Regions from separate parts of the Homo sapiens genome. Here region 1 is linked to region 2. A link is an interaction called in ENCODE POLR2A ChIA-PET data of the cell type or tissue named here. Cell type or tissue: K562. All regions are shown on one strand. Links, peaks and the distances in the headings refer to the core of each region. The heading gives the core; the rest is flanking DNA.

Region 1 (9,808 bases), core at 3,253-8,252, 130 kb after region 2:
GTCTCCCTCTCCCTCTCCCTCTCGGTCTCCCTCTCCCTCTCGGTCTCCCTCTCCCTCTCAGTCTCCCTCTCCCTCTCGGTCTCCCTCTCTTTCCACGGTCTCCCTCTCATGTCGAGCCGAAGCTGGACTGTGCTGCTGCCATCTCGGCTCACTGCAACCTCCCTGCCTGATTCTCCTGCCTCAGCCTGCCCAGTGCCTGCGATTGCAGGCGCGCGCCGCCACGCCTGACTGGTTTTCGTATTTTTTTGGTGGAGACGGGGTTTCGCTGTGTTGGCCGGGCTGGTCTCCAGCTCCTAACCGCGAGTGATCCGTCAGCCTCGGCCTCCCGAGGTGCCGGGATTGCAGATGGAGTCTCGTTAACTCAGTGCTCAATGGTGCCCAGGCTGGAGTGCAGTGGCGTGATCTCGGCTCGCTACAACCTCCACCTCCCAGCCGCCTGCCTTGGCCCCCCAAAGTGCCGAGATTCCAGCCTCTGCCCGGCCGCCACCCCGTCTGGGAAGTGAGGAGCGTCTCTGCCTGGCCGCCCATCGTCTGGGATGTGAGGAGCCTCTCCGCCTGGCTGCCCAGTCTGGAAAGTGAGGAGCGTCTCTGCCCGGCCGCCTTCCCACCTAGGAAGTGAGGAGTGCCTCTTCCCGGCCGCCATCCCATCTAGGAAGTGAGGAGCGTCTCTGCCCGGCCGCCCATTGTCTGAGATGGGGGGAGCGCCTCTTCCCCGCCGCCCTGTCTGGGATGTGAGGAGCGCCTCGGCCCGGCCACGACCCCGTCTGGGAGGTGAGGAGCGTCTCTGTCCGGCCGCCCCGTCTGAGAATTGAGGAGACCCTCCGCCTGGCAACCGCCCCGTCTGAGAAGTGAGGAGCCCCTCCGCCCGGCAGCCGCCCAGTCTGAGAAGTGAGGAGCCTCTCCGCCCGGCAGCCACCCCGTCTGGGAAGTGAGGAGCGTCTCCGCCCGGCAGCCACCCCGTCCGGGAGGGAGGTGGGGGGGTCAGCCCCCCGCCCGGCCAGCCGTCCCGTCCGGGAGGGAGGTGGGGGGTCAGCCCCCCGCCCGGCCAGCCGTCCCGTCCGGGAGGGAGGTGGGGGGTCAGCCCCCCGCCCGGCCAGCCGCCCTGTCCGGGAGGTGAGGGGCGCCTCTGCCCGGCCGCCCCTACTGGGAAGTGAGGAGCCCCTCTGCCCGGCCAGCCGCCCCATCCGGGAGGGAGGTGGCCGGGAAGGAGGTGGGGGGGTCAGCCCCCCGCCCGGCCAGCCGCCCCGTCCGGGAGGGAGGTGTGGGGGTCAGCCCCCCGCCCGGCCAGCCGCCCCGTCCGGGAGGGAGGTGGGGGAGTCAGCCCCCCGCCCGGCCAGCCGCCCCGTCCGGGAGGTGAGGGGCGCCTCTGCCCGGCCGCCCCTACTGGGAAGTGAGGAGCCCCTCTGCCCGGCCACCACCCCGTCTGGGAGGTGTACCCAACAGCTCATTGAGAACGGGCCATGATGACAATGGCGGTTTTGTGGAATAGAAAAGGGGGAAAGGTGGGGAAAAGATTGAGAAATCGGATGGTTGCTGTGTCTGTGTAGAAAGAAGTAGACATGGGAGACTTTTCATTTTGTTCTGTACTAAGAAAAATTCTTCTGCCTTGGGATCCTGTTGATCTGTGACCTTACCCCCCAACCCTGTGCTCTCTGAAACATGTGCTGTGTCCACTCAGGGTTAAATGGATTAAGGGCGGTGCAAGATGTGCTTTGTTAAACAGATGCTTGAAGGCAGCATGCTCCTTAAGAGTCATCACCACTCCCTAATCTCAAGTACCCAGGGACACAAATACTCTGCCTAGGAAAACCAGAAAAAAAAAAAAAAAAAAAGAGGTTTTAGTACAGCTTTGGGTATACTGGAAGCAGTTTTATTTGCAGAAGGTAAAAGGCTGTGCAATAGACTGAATGTTTGTGTCTCCCCAAACATGTTGATATCCTAACCCCTAATGTGATAGTATTAGAAGGTGGGACCTTTGGGAGGTGATTAAGTCATGACAGTGGAGCCCTCATGAATGGGATTGGTGCCCTTATGAAAGGGACCCCAGGCTGGGCGCAGTGGCACACGCCTGTAATCCCAGCACTGTGGGAGGCCGAAGCAGGTGGATCACCTGAGGCCAGAAGTTCAAGACCAGCCTGGCCAACATGGCGAAACCCTGTCTCTACTAAAAATACAAAAATTAGCTGGGCATAGTGGTGTTTGCCTGTAATCCCAGCTACTCAGGAGGCTGAGGCAGGAGAATCGCTTGAACCCAGGAGGCGGAGGTTGCAGTGAATGGAGATGGTGCCACTGCAGTCCAGCCTGGACGACAGAGTGAGACTCTGTCTCAGAAAAATATAAATACATAAATAAATAAATAAAAGGGACCCCAGAGAGTTCTTTCCACAATGTGAGGATACAATGAAAATTTAGCTGTCAGCAACCCTAAACAGCATCCCTACCAGAACCTGACCATGCTGGAACCGTAATGTCAGACTTCCAACCAGAACTGTTAAGAGAGAAATTTCTGTTGTTTATAAGCCACCCAGTCTATGGCACTTTGTTATACCAGTCAGAACTGACTAAGACAGAAATTGGTACTGAGAAGTGAGGGGTGCTATGTAACGAATACCTAAAAATGTGGAAGTGGCCTTGTAATTGTAATGACTAGAGGCTGGAAGAGTGCCATGGTTTGAATGTTCCCTCCAAAACTCATGTTGACCTTTAATTGCCATTGTAACAGTATTGAGAGGTGGGGTCTTTAAGAAGACATTAGGTCATGGGGCTGTCACCTTCATGAATGGACTAATGCTGTTATTGTGGGAGTGGCTTTGTTATAAAAGTGAGCTGTCTCTCGCATGCACCCTCTTGCCATTCTGTCTACCCATGATGGGATGATGCAGCATGAAGGCCTCATCTGATGCTAGCACCATGCTCTTAGACTTCCCAGCCTCCAGAACTGTGAGCTTGTTAAGCTTCTTTTTAAAATTATTTTTATTTTTTATTTTTTTGAGACAGAATCTCACTCTGTCACCCAGGCTGGAGTGCAGTGGCACGATCTCTGCTCACTGCAACCTCTGCCTCCCAGGTTCAAGCAATACTCCTGCCTCAGCCTCCCGACTAGCTGGGATTACACGCATTCATCACCAGGCCCAGCTAATTTTTGTATTTTTAGTAGAGATGGTGTTTCACCATGTTAGTCAGGCTGGTCTCAAACTCCTGACCTCAAGTGATCCACCCACCTTGGCCTCCCAAAGTGCTGGGATTATAGGTGTGAGCCACTGCACCTGGCTGAGCTTCTTTTCTTTATAAATTACCTGGTCTGTGGTATTCTGTTATAGCAACAGAAAACAGACTAAGACATAAATTTGGGTGCATGCGCTAGAAAAATCCTATATTGCCACCAGGTGCGGTGGCTCACACCTGTAATCCCAGCACTTTGGGAGGCCGAGGTGGATGGATTATGAGGTCAGGAGTTTGAGACCAACTTGACCACCACGGTGAAACCCCATCTCCACTAAAAATACAAAAAAAAAAAAAAAAATTAGCCGGGCGTGGTGGCGCACACCTGTAATCTCAGCTACTCAGGAGGCTGAGGCAGGAGAATTGCTTGAACCAGGGAGGTGGAGGTTGCAGTGAGCCAAGATTGCGCCACTGCACTCCAGCCTGGGCAACAGAGCAAGACTCCATCTAAAAAAAAGAAAAAGGAAAAAAAGAAAAATCCTATATTGCCATTGAATGGACCTTTAAAGGTGATTCTGATGAGCAGTCAGAAAGAAATGAGGAGAGCTGTAGAGAAAGCTTCTGCTTTCTTAAAGAATACATAAGTAATCATGAACAGATTGGTGGTAGAAATATGGGTGGTTAAAGGCTGTTCTGATGTGGTCTCAGGTAGAAATGAGGAACGTGTTATTGGACAGTGGAGAAAAGGTGATCCTTGTTATAAAGTAGCAAAGAACCTGGCTGAATTGTGTTTACGTTTTAGTGTTTTGTAGAGGGTAGGACTTGTGAACAGTGAAATGGAGATTTAGCTGAGGAGATCTCTAAGCAAAGTGTTGAAAGGAGAGGCTTGGTTCCTCCTGACTGCTTATAGTCAAATTTGAGAAGAGAGATATGAATTGAAAACAGAATTGTTATGCAAAAAGGAACCAGAACTTAAACTTACCCAAGCTATGAGGGTGACATTGCTCCCTCAGTGGGTCTGGAAAATTCTCAGCCTGTCCCTGTCCATATTACAAAACATGACAAAGCATGTTTGGAAGAGAACACTAAGGATCTGCTGGACTATTTGACAAGGAGATTACTGTGAATGTGAACTGTGGACTTCATTAACCATCTCAACAAAACAGCAATAGCGATGGGATTGTACTGGAAATGGCACTGCTGACTGGGACTAAAGGAAACAGAGAAAATGGGACAAAATGGCTGGGCACAGTGGCTCATGCCTGTAATCCCAACACTTTGGGATGCTGAGGCGGGTGGATCACCTGAGATCAGGAGTTCAAGACCAGCCTCACCAACATGGTGAAACCCTGTCTCTACTGAAAATACAAAAATTAGCCGGGTGCGGTGGTGCACGCCTGTAATCCCAGCTACTTGGGAGGCTGAGGCAGGAGAATCACTTGAACCCAGGAGGCGGAGGTTGCAGTGAGCTGAGATTGCACCACTGCACTCCAGCCTGGGTGCTGGGCAACAGAGGGAGACTCTGTCTCAAAAAAAAAAAAGAAAAAGAAAAAAAGAAAATGGGACAAAATGAAGGAAGATGATTAAACTTCTTAGATCCTATAGGACCAAACCATAGAACTATTCGGCTGTGAACACACACTGTTCTTCAAGATAAGGGAAGAAGAACCCTGAAGGTGATTCAGAGACCGTCCAGGTCACCAGTCCCATCAGAGGCCCAGAGTACATGGGCTTAGGGCATAGGACTACCTGCACCTCCATTTCTTTTTTTTTTTTTTTTTTGAGACAGAGTCTCGCTCTGTCATCCAGGCTGGAGTGCAGTGGCACAATCTTGGCTCACTGCAAACTCCGCCTCCCAGGTTCATGCCATTCTCCCACCTCAGCCTCCCAAGTAGCTGGGACTACAGGCGCCCACCACCACGCCCAGCTAATTTTTTGTATTTTTAGTAGAGACGGGGTTTCACCCTGTTAGCCAGGATGGTCTCGATCTCCTGACCTTGTGACTGGCCTGTCCTGGCCTCCCAAAGTGCTGGGATTACAGGTGTGAGCCACCACTCCCAGCCTCCACCTCCATTTCAAAGGGTGAGACCAATGCCCAGTAGAGCGGTGGGGATGGAGGCTCCCAGCAGAGCCCTGAGGCTACAACTCCTGCCCTGACAACCACAGCATGAGCAGTGAGTGCTGCCAAACTGTTGTTACCGGGCCGGGGGGTGGGGGTCCTTGCTTCCAGAGCTCCCAAGATGGTGGTGGGCTGCTTCCAAGATGGTGGCAAGCCTCGGGTTCTCTGACCTGGGGTTCTTGGCCTCACGGATTCCAAGGAATGGAGTCTTGGGCCATGCGTGAGTGTTATAGCTCTATTAAAAGCCGTGGGTCACGGAAGAGAACCGTGGAACCCAGTGACTAGTGTTCAGCTCGATTAGGACAAACACAGGCACTTAGCCATGCAGGAACAATGGCAAGCCTTTAGCCCGATCGGGAGCAGCAGTGGACGGCTTGCTGGATCAGGAGCACAGCGGACACCCTGCCGGATCTGGAGGGATGGAAGTCAATGGCGGGTCTGCGACGGCGGCAAACAGCAGTGGTGGACTGCAAGTGAAAGCTCAGCTCGAGCCGTAACAAACACGGACCAGAAGAGAGTGCAGCTGCAAGATTTAATAGAGTGAAAACAGAGCTCCCATACAAAGGGAGGAGACCCAAAGAGGGTAGCCGTTGCGGGCTCGAATGCCTGGGTTTATATCCCTATCATTGTCCCTCCCGCTGTGCTCTCAGGTGATAGATGATTAGCTATTTCTTTACCTCCTGTTTTTGCCTAATTAGCATTTTAGTGAGCTCTCTTTACTCCCTGATTGGTCGGGTGTGAGCTAAGTTGCAAGCCCCGTGTTTAAAGGTGGATTGCGGTCACCTTCCCACCTAGGCTTAGGGATTCTTAGTCAGCCTAGGAAATCCAGCTAGTCCTGTCTCTCACTGTGAGGGTGACATTGCCCCCTCAGTGGGTCTGGCATGAGGGACTGACACCCCAGTAGGTCTGGAGGCAAAGCTTCAAGCCAAAGAGGATTACCTGAGTCTCAAGATCTCACAGAACTTCCCTTGCTAGGTTTTGGACTTGCTTGGGACTTGTCACCCCGTCCTCCTTCCCTGTTTCTCCCTTTTGGAATGGGAATGTTTATAGACCCTCTTTGTGTCCCATCATTGTATTTTGGAAGCAAATACTTTGGTTTCTTTTAAGCAGCTGAAGAGGAATTTTGCTTCAGGGTGAGTTTCACCCATACCTGATTTAGATGATCTTTAGATGAGACTTTTGGCTTTAGACTTTAGAGTTCATACTGGAATGAGTTAAGATTTGGGGGGATGTTTGGATGGAATTGAATGTAGTTTGCATGTGAGAAGCACATGAATTGTCGGGGGCAGGCAGGTGTTGGAAGGCAATGGACTGAATGTTTGTGTTTTCCTGTCTTAGTCCAGTTTCTGTTGCTTATAACAGAATACCTGAAACTGGGTAATTTTAAAGGAAATGAATTTCTTTCTTACAGTTGTGGGGGCTGAGAAGTCTAAGGTCAAGGGGCTGCATCTGGTGGGGGACTTTTTGCTGGTGAGGACTCTGAAGAGTCCTGAGACAGTGCAGGGTATCACTTGGCAAGGGGCTGAGCGTGCTAGCTCAGATCCCTCCTCCTCCCTCCTGTTCCTCTTCTTCCTTTCTTTCTTTTTTTTTTTTTTTTGAGACAGAGTCTTGCTTTGTTGCCCAGGCTGGAGTGCAGTGGTGTGATCTCAGTTCACTGCAGCCTCCACCTCCTGGGTTCAAGAGATTCTCCTGCCTCAGCCACCCGAGTAGCTGGGATTACAGGCATGTGGCACCATGCCTGGCTAATTTTTGTATTTTTAGTAGAGATGGGGGTTTTGCCATGTTGCCCAGGCTGGTCTCGAACTCCCGACCTCAAGTGATCTGCCCACCTCAGCCTCCCAAGGTGCTGGGATTATAGGCATGAGCTACTGTGCCTGGCCTTAAAATACTTTCTAAAATGCTTAGATATTAGAGCTGCAAGGGCCCCTAGAGATCATCTGTGTCAGGGAGGACAAACCCTTTCTCTCACATCTTTATTCCTCACAACCCATGCTCAGGGCAGACATTGATATTTTGACTCAACCTGAAGATTTTTCTCATCCCTCACTTGGGACAGCTATTAAGCAGCCACCAGAGTTAGCACCTGGGGTTAGATTGTTTTAAAATATAACCAAGAATCTTTAAAAATTGAGGTATGGTGAGCCCAGCAGATCACAAGGCAACTGCCATTGAAAAGATAGTTTGTTACTCACAGTTCTCAAGAGGAGGGGGCTTGCCAAGCCATGGCCATGCAAGGGCCACATGGGAGGCACCAGGGTCAGTCAGGAGTCAGGAGTGAGGAGAAAGCATGGGCCCAGAGCCTTTATTGTAGGTTTTATGGGAAGGAATGGATGAGACAGGATTGGCAAGCTGAGAAACCTTAGGACTGGATAGTTTGAATGATTTTGGTGGGCTACAGGGTGGCCCCTAGTTGTTCAGTACCTGGCCCTGGAGGGGGAATATTGGCTGGTGTGTGAGAGTTAGAAAAAGGAGGTGGTTTGGGTATGGTCTCATGATTGTTGGTTTGCATATCAAAAGCATGCTCAGAGTCAAGTTCTGTAGGAATTAGTTAGCCCTGGGAGGGACAGTCTCTCCAAGATTAGCAAGGCCCCAAGATGTCAAAGCATCATGAAATACAGAAAATTAAAAAACACGATTAATGTGCATATCCATCCCCAGCCCTGATAACTGTAACACCTTCATAACAAAAGTGGAAACCTGGGCCGGGCGTGGTAGCTCACGCCTGTAATCCCAGCACTTTGGGAGTCCCAGGCAGGCTGATCACCTTAGGTCAGGAGTTCGAGACCATCCTGGCCAACATGGTGAAACCCCATCTCTACTAAAAAAAAAAAAAAAATTAGCTGGGCCTGGTGGTGCATGCCTGTAATTCCAGCTACTCAGGAGGCTGAGGCAGGAGAATCGTTTGAACCCAGGAGGCAGAGATTGCAGTGAGCCGAGATCACGCCATTGCACTCCAGCCTGGATGACAGAGCAAGACTCTTATCTCAAAAAACAAAACAAAACCAAGTGGAAGCCTGAAACAGATGAATAAAGTGATTTGTACAAAGTGAGGCAGCCAGTTAGTGTCAGAGACCTCTAAGTGTCTCAACTCAGTCCATCTCTTTGTCACTTTTTCCATAGCAAGCTAGCTCCTTCTCCTGCTCCATCTCACTAATTGCTAGTAGATCAATTTTCTTAGGTTGGTATGTCATTCTGTGCATAATGCACAGAAATCGCCTTGCAAAAGCCAAAGTAGCTTTGATGTGACTTCTAAAACGAAACTGCTGCTGCTCAGTGGAGAATGATCTTAAAAGGCTGCCAAGGCATGCCCTTCATGTCAGAAATGTCTACCATTGCTTTTCATGCATGTCTCTGCCACTGTGCAAACTATATCTTTTGTTCTAATCAAATAATTTAATAATAAATATTGCAGAAACTGTTTTAAATCTCTTATACTAATTATATTAATTGACCTAATTTTCACAGCAACCCTATGAGTACGGGTTTATCTCCATCTTGTTTTATTTAATTTGGAGACAGAGTCTCACTCTCTCGCCCAGGCTGGAGTGCAATGGCACGATCTCCACTCACTGCAGCCTCCTCCTCCTGGGCCCAAGCGATCTTCCCACCTCAGTCCCCCAAGTAGCTGAGACTACAGGTGTGCACCACCACACTCAGCTAATTTTTGTATTTTTTGTAGAGACGGGATTTTGCCGTGTTGCCCAGGCTGGTCTTGAACTCCTGACCTCAAGCAATCCACCCACCTCTGCCTCTCAGAGTGCTGGGATTACAGGCATGAGCCACCACGCCCAGCTCATATACCCATTTTAAAGATGAGGAAAGTGCAGCACAGAGACATTCAGTAACTGGCACAGCTAATAAGTGGCAGAACTGGAATTCAAATCCAAGCTAACTCCAGAGTCCCCCTCTTTACCACCACACACTGCCAACAGAAATGTTGTTCTGACTGCAAAGAAATTGCTCACTTTTTAATTTAAGAAAAAAGGATGATCAAGAGAATGAGATGATAGCCAGGTGTGGTAGTGTGCACCTGTAATCCCAGCTACTTGGAGGTTGAGGCAGGAGAATTGCTTGAACCCAGGAGGCAGAGGTTGCAGTGAGCCGAGATTGCACCACTGCACTCCAGCCTGGGTGACAGAGTGAGACTCCGTTCCCCCCTCCCCACAAACGTGAATGAAATGACAAGCCACAATATTTGCAAAAGAGGTGTCTGATAAATGACTATTATCCAAAATTGCAAAGAGCTCTTAAAACTCAACGGTAAGAAAATGAACAACCTGATTAAAAAATGGGCAAAAGACCTGAATAGACACCTCACCAAAGAAGGTGGACAGATGGCAAATAAGCATATGAAGATGCCCAACATCATATGTCATTAGAGACTTGCAAATTAAAACAACAGTTAGGCTGGGCGCAGTGGCTCATGCCTGTCATCCCAGCACTTTGGGAGACCAAGGCGGGCGGATCACCTGAGGTCAGGAGTTCAAGACCAGCCTGACCAACATGGAGAAACCCCGTCTCTACTAA
Region 2 (9,808 bases), core at 3,002-8,001:
GTTGGTGAGTCCAGGGCTGCCCACCCCTCCCATGGCAGGGGCCCAGCCTCCTCACCCCCAGTTATCACTCTCCGGACAGAGATAAAGTTTATCTCGAGGCTGGGGGATATGAAAGCTCCTTATCAGCTGCCCCACTAGAGTAAGTGTTGCCCCAACGGCGGCAGCAGGCAGCAGCTGGCACCCTCCACTCTCCCTCGGCCCCAGCCCCTCACCCCAGGTAACGTTCCAATCCCAGCCCTCAAGGGAGGGTCTCACCGGGCTGAAGGGAGCAGATATAAGGTCTAGGGGGCAGATATGGGGCTTAGGGGGAGATAGAGGTGGAATTTGAAGGTCAGATATGGGGTTAAGTCAGAGAGGTTTGGGGTGTAGCCATGGAGTTTGTGGGGAGGCAGATATGGGCGGGGTTGTGGAGCAGAGACGAGCTTGGAAGTTCAGAGACACATTTTGGGCTCAGGAATAGGTTGTGAAAACAGACGAGGTTGGGGGATCGGGGCGAAGTTTGAGAGTCAGAAATAAAGTTGAGAAGTAGTGTGGGAGTCAGATTCTGAGGGTCATAGAAAAGTCTGGGGAGTTCAAGGGTTTTTCTGGAGGAGAGATGGAGTTTAGGAGTCAAAGATCTGTTTGGGCAGACAGAATGTGGCTAGTAAAGGGGAGTTTGAGAAGCCAAGATAGAATTGGAGTAGAGAAAGGCTTGGAGCTGGAGAGATTCAGGGAGACAATGAGATGTGTTTTAGGGCTGAGATACGGTTTGGGGAAGGCAGACATGAGGGTTCATGCGGCAGAACAGATTTTGGGGAGTTGACTTGGTGTTTGAAGTGACAAAGATATTTTACTGAGCAGGCAGGGAGTTGGGAGAGATAAATGGTTTGCGGAGATCAGAGAGAAGTCATTGGGAACAAAGAGTGGGTTTGAAAGGCAGAGATGGTGGTAAGAGGATGGAGCTAGGGTTTGGCAGATCAGAGACAGGTTTGGGGGCTCAGAGAGAGTGGGGCAAAGACAAGGCGTTGTAGAGCAGATAAGGGGTTTGGGAGCAGAAAAGTGAGGTTTGGAGGAGAAGTCAGGGAGACAGAGACAAGTTTGGGTGAGTGGAAATCAGATATGGGACAGGGAAAGGATTTGGGGAGATAAAGTCATGTTTTGGGAGACAGAGTTAGTGTTTAGGGGAGACAGACCTAGGGGTATAGCGAGCAAAGTGAAGGGATCCAGAGGATATAGATATCTTGGACGGAGTGGATGAGAGGGCAGAAAGAGGTGGGGTTTAGGGGGTAGATTTGGGGTAGAAATGGGAGTTGGAAAGACAGGTGGGTTGGAGGAGCTGTAAAGGGATTCAGGGCTGGCTGACACTTTGGGGACCAGCTGTGGGTTGGGGAGCCTGGAGCAAGCATAAGGGTAGGGGCAGCAGGCCCAGGGTTGCCTTGGTGGGGGCTCTCTGGGGGCTGAGACTGACCTGGGCTGGTGGTTGCGGAGGGTTCGGCCGCCTTGGGGATGTGGCAAGCTCAGTGTGATCCCAGGGGGTGTCCTGGCTGGCCTTGGCCTTTGAGGCTCCCTTCCTCCCTCCCTCCCTCCCTCCCTTCTCCCTCCTCCCTCCTCCCCAGGGAGTGGCTGGTGCCCCAGTGGGTGGGGCAGTCCAGGGGAGGGGGCGGGTCCCATGCTTGTGGGGCACCTCTTGGGCACTGGAGGCCCTCTTCCACCCTCCCTGCCCACCCTGGGGATTCTTGGACCTCGCTCGACCTAGGCTCCCGTGGACTGTAGTGTCCAGACAAGCAAAATAGGCTGAAACCAAGATAAATGAAAATAGCAGATATGGTTTCATGACTTCACTGGGCTTTTCAGAGAGTAAAGCCCTTAATTTGTGCGGGGCCGGTGTGGGCTAGACTCCTGTGTATGTGCGTCTTCCTGGCTGCAGGGAGAGAAGGGATGTGGCTGTACCCATTTTGCAGGTGAGAAGAGTGAGGCTCAGAGAGGTTCTGCTGGATTTGAACTAGAGCCTGTGGGATACCTTGATGACCCAGGCTAAGCCTGCAGGCCAGGCCAGTGCTGGCGGGAGGCAGGGGCACACTCACTTAGCGCCCCACTGGGGCTTACGCCAGCTCCGGCCTGCCCTGGGGCAGCAGATAAGTCTTATCAGATGTAGGCGACCGTGGCTGTTGGCGCCGCAGTAACAGGCTGTCTTGGGGTGAGGGTGTGGGGGTAGGAACACCCAGGGACAGTGGCCTCAACTTCTTGCCCGCCATGCTGCCTTGGAGGCGGGAAACTGAGGTGGGAGCCAGGGATGATTCCTCGAGGAGTGGTATAGGGTAGGAAAGGAAAGGGGTGGAGTGGGAGAGACAGAGGCAGAGAGACAAACAAAAACAGAGATAGGCGGAGAGAGATGGAAATGGGGAGAAAGAGAGTGACAGAGATGAATAGAGAAGGAGACAGACGTGGAAAGAGGCAGAGAGAGGGCACAAAAGAAAAGGAGAGACAAAGAGGGCGAGACACCCGGGGAGAACCAGAGACCATTAAAGACATATAGAGAGAGGCAAAGAGAGAATGAGAGACAGAGATGGACAGAAGTGACAGATAAAACCTGAAAGGGAAAGAGGCCAAAGACAGAAGTGGAGAACTGAGAAGGGAGACAGAGACAGAGGGATATTCAGAGACAGACTCAGAAGAAGGTCCAGGCAGACTGGATCACACCCTGGGCATGTGGTGCCCATGCAGGTAGGATGGGAGGATGTGGATTGATGTAGCCTGTGGCTCTGCCCTCAGCCCTCAGCAGGGGACAACCAGAATGTGGCTAGGCCTCCGCACCCCAGTCCCCACACTCTTGCCCTGCCCCACCTCCTCCAAATATTAATGACAACAACCACAGTGTCTCATAGACCTCACATAGACTTGTACCTAACCTGAGCACTTTTTCTATATGAAAGCATCTGACACACATGCACACGTGGGACAAGGAGCTGTCCTGCCCACCTAGTCTACAGATGGGGAGACTGAGACCTACAAAGGGCAGAGGCCAAGGGTGGAGCCCCAGGTCAGTGGGGTCAGCTTGCCCACTGGCCCACCCTGGAGGGATCTTACCATTCTTATCTCACTCCTCTGAGCCTCAGTGTCCTCATATGCAATGGGAGATTTGAGGAGGAAAGAGAGCAAGCCCATGAATTCCTATTTATTGAGCTCCTGCTGGTGTGCCACGCCCCATGCTGAACCCTCATCAGTAATAAGGAGAACGAATACAAAGACACCTCTGACTTAAGTGGCAGTGGTTTCAGGAGATGGTCTCTAGAGCCAGCTCATCCTCGTTCATAGACTGCCCTAACCACTAATGGATCAGGTGACCTTGGGAGAGTTACCATCCCCTCTGGAATTTAGCTCCTCATCTGTAAAAATGGGGTAATAATATACCCCAATAAGCCACTCCATGCAGTGACTGGGGAGACTAAATGAGTTTTAACCCATGTTACATGATCTTAACTTACTTGAATCTGAAATCTCAATAAATATTAAGTACCCCTATTTATTTATTGAGTACCTACTGCATACAAGGGAGAGTACATAGCCCTTTCTAACCCTACTACTACTTATAGTACTAATGCTAATAATATGCTGACACTAAGAGTAATACCAATATTGTAATATTGATACTGACACTAAAACTAATTTTATTTCTTTAAATTTATGATTGACACATAATAGTTGTACATATATATGGGGTAAAACATGATGTTTTGTTACATGTATACATTGTGTAGTGATCAAATCAAGGTAATTAGCATATTCATCACCTTAAACATTTATCTTTTCTTTGTGATGAGAACATTCGAGAACGCCTCTTTCAGCTATTTTGAAATATACATTTATTGTTGACTCTAGTCATTGTACTATGCATTAGAACACCAGAACTTATGCCTCCTATCTAACTGTAGCTTTGTACCCATTGACAGCCTCTCCCCATCCCTCCCTGCCTCCTACCCTCCCATCTGCTGGTAACCACTATTCTACTCTCTACTTCTATGAGGACATACTAATTTTCATAGTAATACTCATCTAATGCTAATACTAATTTTAATCTAACACTAATACTATTATTAATACTAACACTAATTCTAAAACTATTCTAATTCTAACAACAATAGTGATAATGATACGTACTAAATATTTTTTGGGGACAGTGTCTCACTATGTCACTCAGGCTGGAGTGCAGTGACAATCTTGGCTCACTGCAGCCTCCACCTCCTGGGCTCAAGTGATCCTCCCACCTCAACCTCCTGAGGAGCTGGGACTTCAGGTGCATGCCACCACACCCAGCAAAAAATTTTTTTTCAATAGAGATGAAGTCTCGCTATGTTGCCGAGGCTTGTTTAATTCTGATATTAATAATAGCATTAATAGACTAATAATAACAGCAGCGGCATTATTTGCTGAGTGACCCCAGGCACTGTGCTAAGCGCTCTCCACCCATAATTCTATCGCATTCTCACCAGCTCCTTGTGGTGCAAGTGTGTATAATTGCCCTCACCTCCAGACTGGTTCTACATAGGTGTGTGGAAATGAAGATGTTCCTCCAGGGCCCTGGGTTCTTGTCTCAACTCTGATTTGCTGTGTGATTTGCTGTGTGATTCCTGGGCCAGACGCCCTCTGAGCCTCAGTTTCTTCATCTGGAAAACGGGTAAAGTCCTAGCCCCCCACGTGGGTAGGAACCACTCAGCACAGGGCCTGCTGGCACACCATAAATGGTGTGCTCTGTAAATGGGAATTATCATCATCATTATTATTATTAGAAGCAGCGGTCGCAACATAGGGAAATCTGTCCTCACAGGGAATGGCAGGCTCGAGGCATGTCTAAGAGCTAAGACAAGGGTTTGGCCGCTGGACTCACCCCATTTCTTCATTTCTGGAGAGCACAGAGCGCTCAGGAAGAGAAGCCAAGGGTGAGGAGTAGGGCGCCCCAGAGCCCTGCCTCCAGCAAGAGCTGGAAACCCCGAGGCTGTGAGGCCAGGCCTCACCCCATTCCCTCCCCCATCCCCGTGGAGGGGGCGCAGGCTCAGAAGTCTGCGGCGACAGTTCAGCCAGCAAGGAGGCAGCTGGGAGTGGGCAGATAAGGGAATCAGTGGGGCCAGATCAGGCTTTGGGGGAGACGAGGGCGGGGGTGGGGTGTCCTGGCCGCGCGTCTTCTCCGTCAGGCCTAAGTTTGAGACTCTTCTTCAATGTCCTCTCTTCTCGGAAGCCTTCCCTGACTGGCTCACTCCCTCCTGGCATCTTCTGGGGTTCTAGAGCCCCTGCTTGGTCCAGGCCCCATGGCATTTGTACTGTTTGTGCCTCTTCTGTACTGTGGAGCCCATCAGGGTGGGGACAGAGCCTGACAGACTGTGGTGTCAAAAGCACCAAGGCAAATGTCAACCAAAGCCTGGTTAAGGAGTCAAGCGTTTGCCCTCAGAAACAAACTGTTGGTTGACTGTTTTAAAAAATGGAAAGTATAAAGGGTGCTGTAACAAGCATCTACTTTTGTCAAACATTAATATTTTGCCTTATTGACTTCAGATTGTTTTTAAAGGATATGCGATATTACAGATGCTCTTGTACTGATTCCATTTCCCTCTCTCCTTCTACTGCCTTGAGCTTGGTGTTTATCTTCCTCATGAGTATTTTTACTCCATCACTCCATATGTTGGTACCCATAAACACCATATGATACCTGGGGTTTTTTTGGCCTGTTTTTGCACTTCATGGAAATGGAAGCACATCATACAGTATGTGCTGCTTTTGCTCAGCATAATGTCTGTGACATTCTTCCACATTGTCGTGTGTATCAATAGTTCATTCTTTTTTTTCTTTTTCTGTTTATTGAGACATAATTCACATACCATAAAATTTGCTCTTAACCATAAAATTCACTCTTAAAATGTATAGCAAAGCGATTAGTATATCACGAGGTTGTGTAACTATCCACTACCTAATTCCAGAACATTTTCATCACCCCCAAAAGGAACCCTATATCTATTAACATACACCCTCCCATTCCATTTCCCTCTCCTCCCATCCCCGGGCCATCACAAATCTCTTTGTCTCTATGAATTTGTCTGTTTTGGACATTTCATATAAATGCAGTCATATAATATGTGGCCTTTTGTAACTGCCTTCTTTTACTTCACATAAGTTTTTTAAGGTTCATTCATATTGTAGCATGTATCAGTACTTCATTCATTTTCATGACTGAATAATATTCCTTTGTATGAAAATACCTACTACATTATAGCTAGGATGCGGTGGCTCACACCTGTAATCTCAGCACTTTGGGAGGTTGAGGTGGGTGGATTGCTTGAGCCCAGGAGTTCGAGACCAGCCTGGGCAGCGTAGCAAGAACACGTGTCTACAAAAAAGAAAAATTAGCCGGGTGTGGTGGTGCATGCCTGTGGTCCCAGCTACTTGGGGGGCTCAGGTGGGAGGATCAGCAAGTTGAGGCTGCAGTGAGCCATGATTGCACCACTGCACTCCAGCCTGGGCAACAGAGTGAGACCCTGTCTCAAAAGATAAAAGGAAAAAGAAATGCCACATTATGCTTATCCATTCACCCATTGATGGACTCTTGGCTATCACAAATAATGCTGCTATGAACATTCATGTGAAAGTTTTTATGTGGACATATGTTTTTCGTTTTCTTGGGTATATAACTAGGAATGGAATTGCGGGGTGATATGGTAATTCTATGTTTAACTTTCTGAGGAACTGCAAGTGTTCTCCACAGCTGCCATATGGGGATTCAAATTTAAATTTAACCACATTCTCTCCAACACTCCTTTCTTTCTTTCTTTCTTTCTTTCTTTTCTTTTCTTTTCTTTTCTTTCTTCTTTCTTTCTTTCTTTCTTTCTTTCTTTCTTTCTTTCTTTCTTTCTTTCTCTCTCTCTCTCTCTCTCTCTTTCTTTCTTTCTTTCTTTTTTCTTTTTTTTCTTTTTTCTTTTGTTTGGCAGGGTCTCACTCTGTTCCCCAGGCTGGAGTACAGTGACATGATCTCTGCTCACTGCAGCCTCAACCTCCTGGGTTCAAGTGATCCTCCCACCTCAACCTCCTGAGTAGCCAGGACTACAGGTGCATGCCATCACACCCAGCTAAATTTTTGTTAATTTTTCGTAGAGATGGGATTTTCGCCACGTTGCCTACGCTAGTCTCAAACTACTGGGCTCAAGCAATCTGCCTGCCTTGGCCTTGCAAAGTGCTGGAATTACAGGCTACCATGCCTGGCCTCCAACACTTTTTATTGTCCCTCTTTTTGATTCTAGCCATCCTACTGGGTGTGGGTGTGAAGTGGTGTCTTGTTATGGTTTTGATTTGCATTTCCCTGTGACCACTGATGTTGAGCATATTTTCATAAACTTGTTGGTCATCTATCTTCTTTTTTTTTTTTTTTTTTTTTTTGAGATGTAGTCTTGCTCTGTCACCCAGGCTGGAGTGCAGTGGCACGATCTTGGCTCACTGCAGCCTCCACCTGCTGGGTTCAAGTGATTATCCTGCCTCAGTCTCCTGAGTAGCTGGGATTACAGGCACCCGCCACCATGCCTGGCTAATTTTTGTATTATTAGGAGAGATGGGGTTTCACTATGTTGGCCAGGCCAGTCTCGAACTCCTGACCACAAGTGATCCATCCGCCTCAGTCTCCCAAAATGCTGGGATTACAGGCATGAGCCACCGTGCCCAGCCCATTTATCTTCTTTGGAGAAGTGTTTATTTAAATCCTTTGCCCATTTTGAATTGGGTTATTTGTCCTTTTATTGTTGAGTAGTAAGAGTTCTTTATGTATTCTGGATACTAGACTCTTTTTAGATATGTGATTTTCAAATATTGTCTTCTGTAGGTTGTCTTTTCACTTTTTTTTTTTTTGAGACAGGTTCTCACTTTGTCACCCAGGCTGCAGTGCAGTGGGGGTGAACGTGGCTCACCGAGGCCTTGACCCCCCAGGCTCAAGTGATCCTCCTGCCTCAGTCCCCCAAGTAGCTGGGACTACAGTTGCATGCCACCGTTCCTGGCTAATTTTTGTATTTTTTGCAGAGATGGGGTTTCACCATGTTGCCTAGGCTGGTCTTGAGCTCCTGGGCTCAAGCAATCCACTCACCTCAGCCTCACAAAGTGGTGAGATTACAGGCGTGAGCCACTGCGTCCAGCCAGAAAGCTTATAGTTTTGATGAACTCCAGTGTGTCTATTTTTCTTTGGCTGCTTATGCTTTAGATGTCACGTCTAAGAAACCATTGCCTAATCCAAGGTCACAAAGACTTAAGCCTGTTTTCTTCTAAAGCAGCGGTCCCCAACTTTTTGGCACCAGGGACCAGTTTCATGGAAGACAATTTTTTTCCACAGAAGTGGGGATGTTTTCAGGATGATTCAAGCGCGTTACATTAGAGTCTCATAAGGAGTGCACAACCTAAATCCCTCGCATGCACAGTTCACAATAGGGTTTGAGCTCCTAAGAGAATCTAATGCTGCAGCTGATTTGACAGGAGGCGGGCTCAGCTTCATGAATGGCAGCAAGCCGCAGCTCACCTCCTGCTGTGTGGCCCAGTTTCTAAGAGACCACAGATGGGTTTGTGGCCTGGAGGTTGGGGACCCCCGTTCTAAAAGTTTTATCGTTTTAGCTCTTACATTTAGGTCTTTGATCTGTTTTGAGTTGTTTTTTGTATATGGTATGAGGAAGGGGTCCCACTTTATTCTTTTGCATGTGGATACTCAGCTGTCTCAGCACCATTTGTTGAAAGGAGCATTCTTTCCCCATTGAATGGTCTTGGTACACTTGTCAAAAATCAATTGCTAGCTGGACACAGTGGCTCACACCTGTAATCCCAGCATTTTGGGAGGCCAACGTGGGAGGATCACTTGAACCCAGGAGTTCAGCCTGTCCAACACATTGAGACCCTGTCTCTACAAAAAGTTTTTTAAAAATTAGCTGAGCACAGTGGTGCATGCCTGTAGTCCCAGCTACTTGGGAGGCTGATGTGGGAGTATCGCTTAGCCCAGGAGTTTGAGGCTGCAGTGAGCTATGTTTGTGACTGGGCAACAGAGCAAGTCCCTGTCTCAAAAAAATCAGTTGCCTATAATGTATGAATTTATTTCTGGACTTTCAATTCTATTTCGTTAATTTATATGTATGTTTTTATGCCAGTAGCACATGGTCTTGATTACTGTAGCTGTATAGTAAGTTTTTAAACTGGAAGGTGTGAGTCCTCTAACTTTGTTTTTCTTTTTCAAGATTGTTGTATTTTGGGCCCCTAGCACTCCCATGTGAATCAGCTTGTCAGTTCTGCAAAGAAGCAAGCTGGGATTCTGATAGGGATTGCATCAAGTCTGTAGATCAATTTGGGGAGTATTGCCATCTTAACACTATAAAGTCTTCCAATCCATGAACATGTGATGTCTTTCCATTTATTTAGGTCTTCTTTAAGTTCTTTCAATAATATTTTATGGTTTTCAGTGTATAAGTCTTACCCTTCTTTCATTCATTTTATTACTAAGTATTTTATTCATTTTGAAGCTATTGTAAATGGAATAGTTTTCTTAATTTCACTTTTGGATTGTTAATTGCTAGCATATATGATACAAAATCTTATATCCTGCAACCTTGCTCTAATGGTTATGCACTAATGGGGCTCTAATGGTTTCGTGGTGGATTCCTTAACATTTTCTATGTATAAGATCATGTCATCTGCATATAGGGATAGTTTTACTTCTTCCTTTCCAATATGGATACGTTTTATTTCTTTTTGTTGCCTAATGCCCCAGGTAGAGCATCCAATACAGTGTTGAAAAGACATGGTAAGAAGGGGCATCCTTGTGTTG

What was found. Peaks named below come from ENCODE experiments on the same cell type or tissue, not always from the same donor. Only the 100,000 strongest peaks of a DNase experiment are listed, where the experiment ranks them.
Region 1: POLR2A ChIA-PET joins it to region 2 with 5 read pairs; 2 of 35 experiments call an interaction of 5 or more read pairs at or near these places.

Annotation. Positions count from the first base shown.
Region 1 is chrX:48,650,843-48,660,650 of GRCh38, reverse strand. All of the region lies in intron 1 of LOC124905186 (a long non-coding RNA gene), which reads right to left. Among named protein-coding and RNA genes, the nearest start is that of WAS, 28 kb to the left of the region's middle. In K562, for the core only: no CTCF peak of the experiment used is centred there; no DNase peak of the experiment used is centred there.
Region 2 is chrX:48,778,285-48,788,092 of GRCh38, reverse strand. GATA1 (GATA binding protein 1) reads right to left here and starts at 1,503. Exons shown (of 6, transcript NM_002049.4): 1 at 1,448-1,503. RefSeq lists cis regulatory regions at 1,256-2,376, 2,816-3,476, 5,008-5,129, 4,796-5,296, 4,776-5,356 and an enhancer at 4,701-5,429. In K562, for the core only: no CTCF peak of the experiment used is centred there; a DNase peak (open chromatin) is centred at 5,062; H3K4me3 peaks cover 946 bases.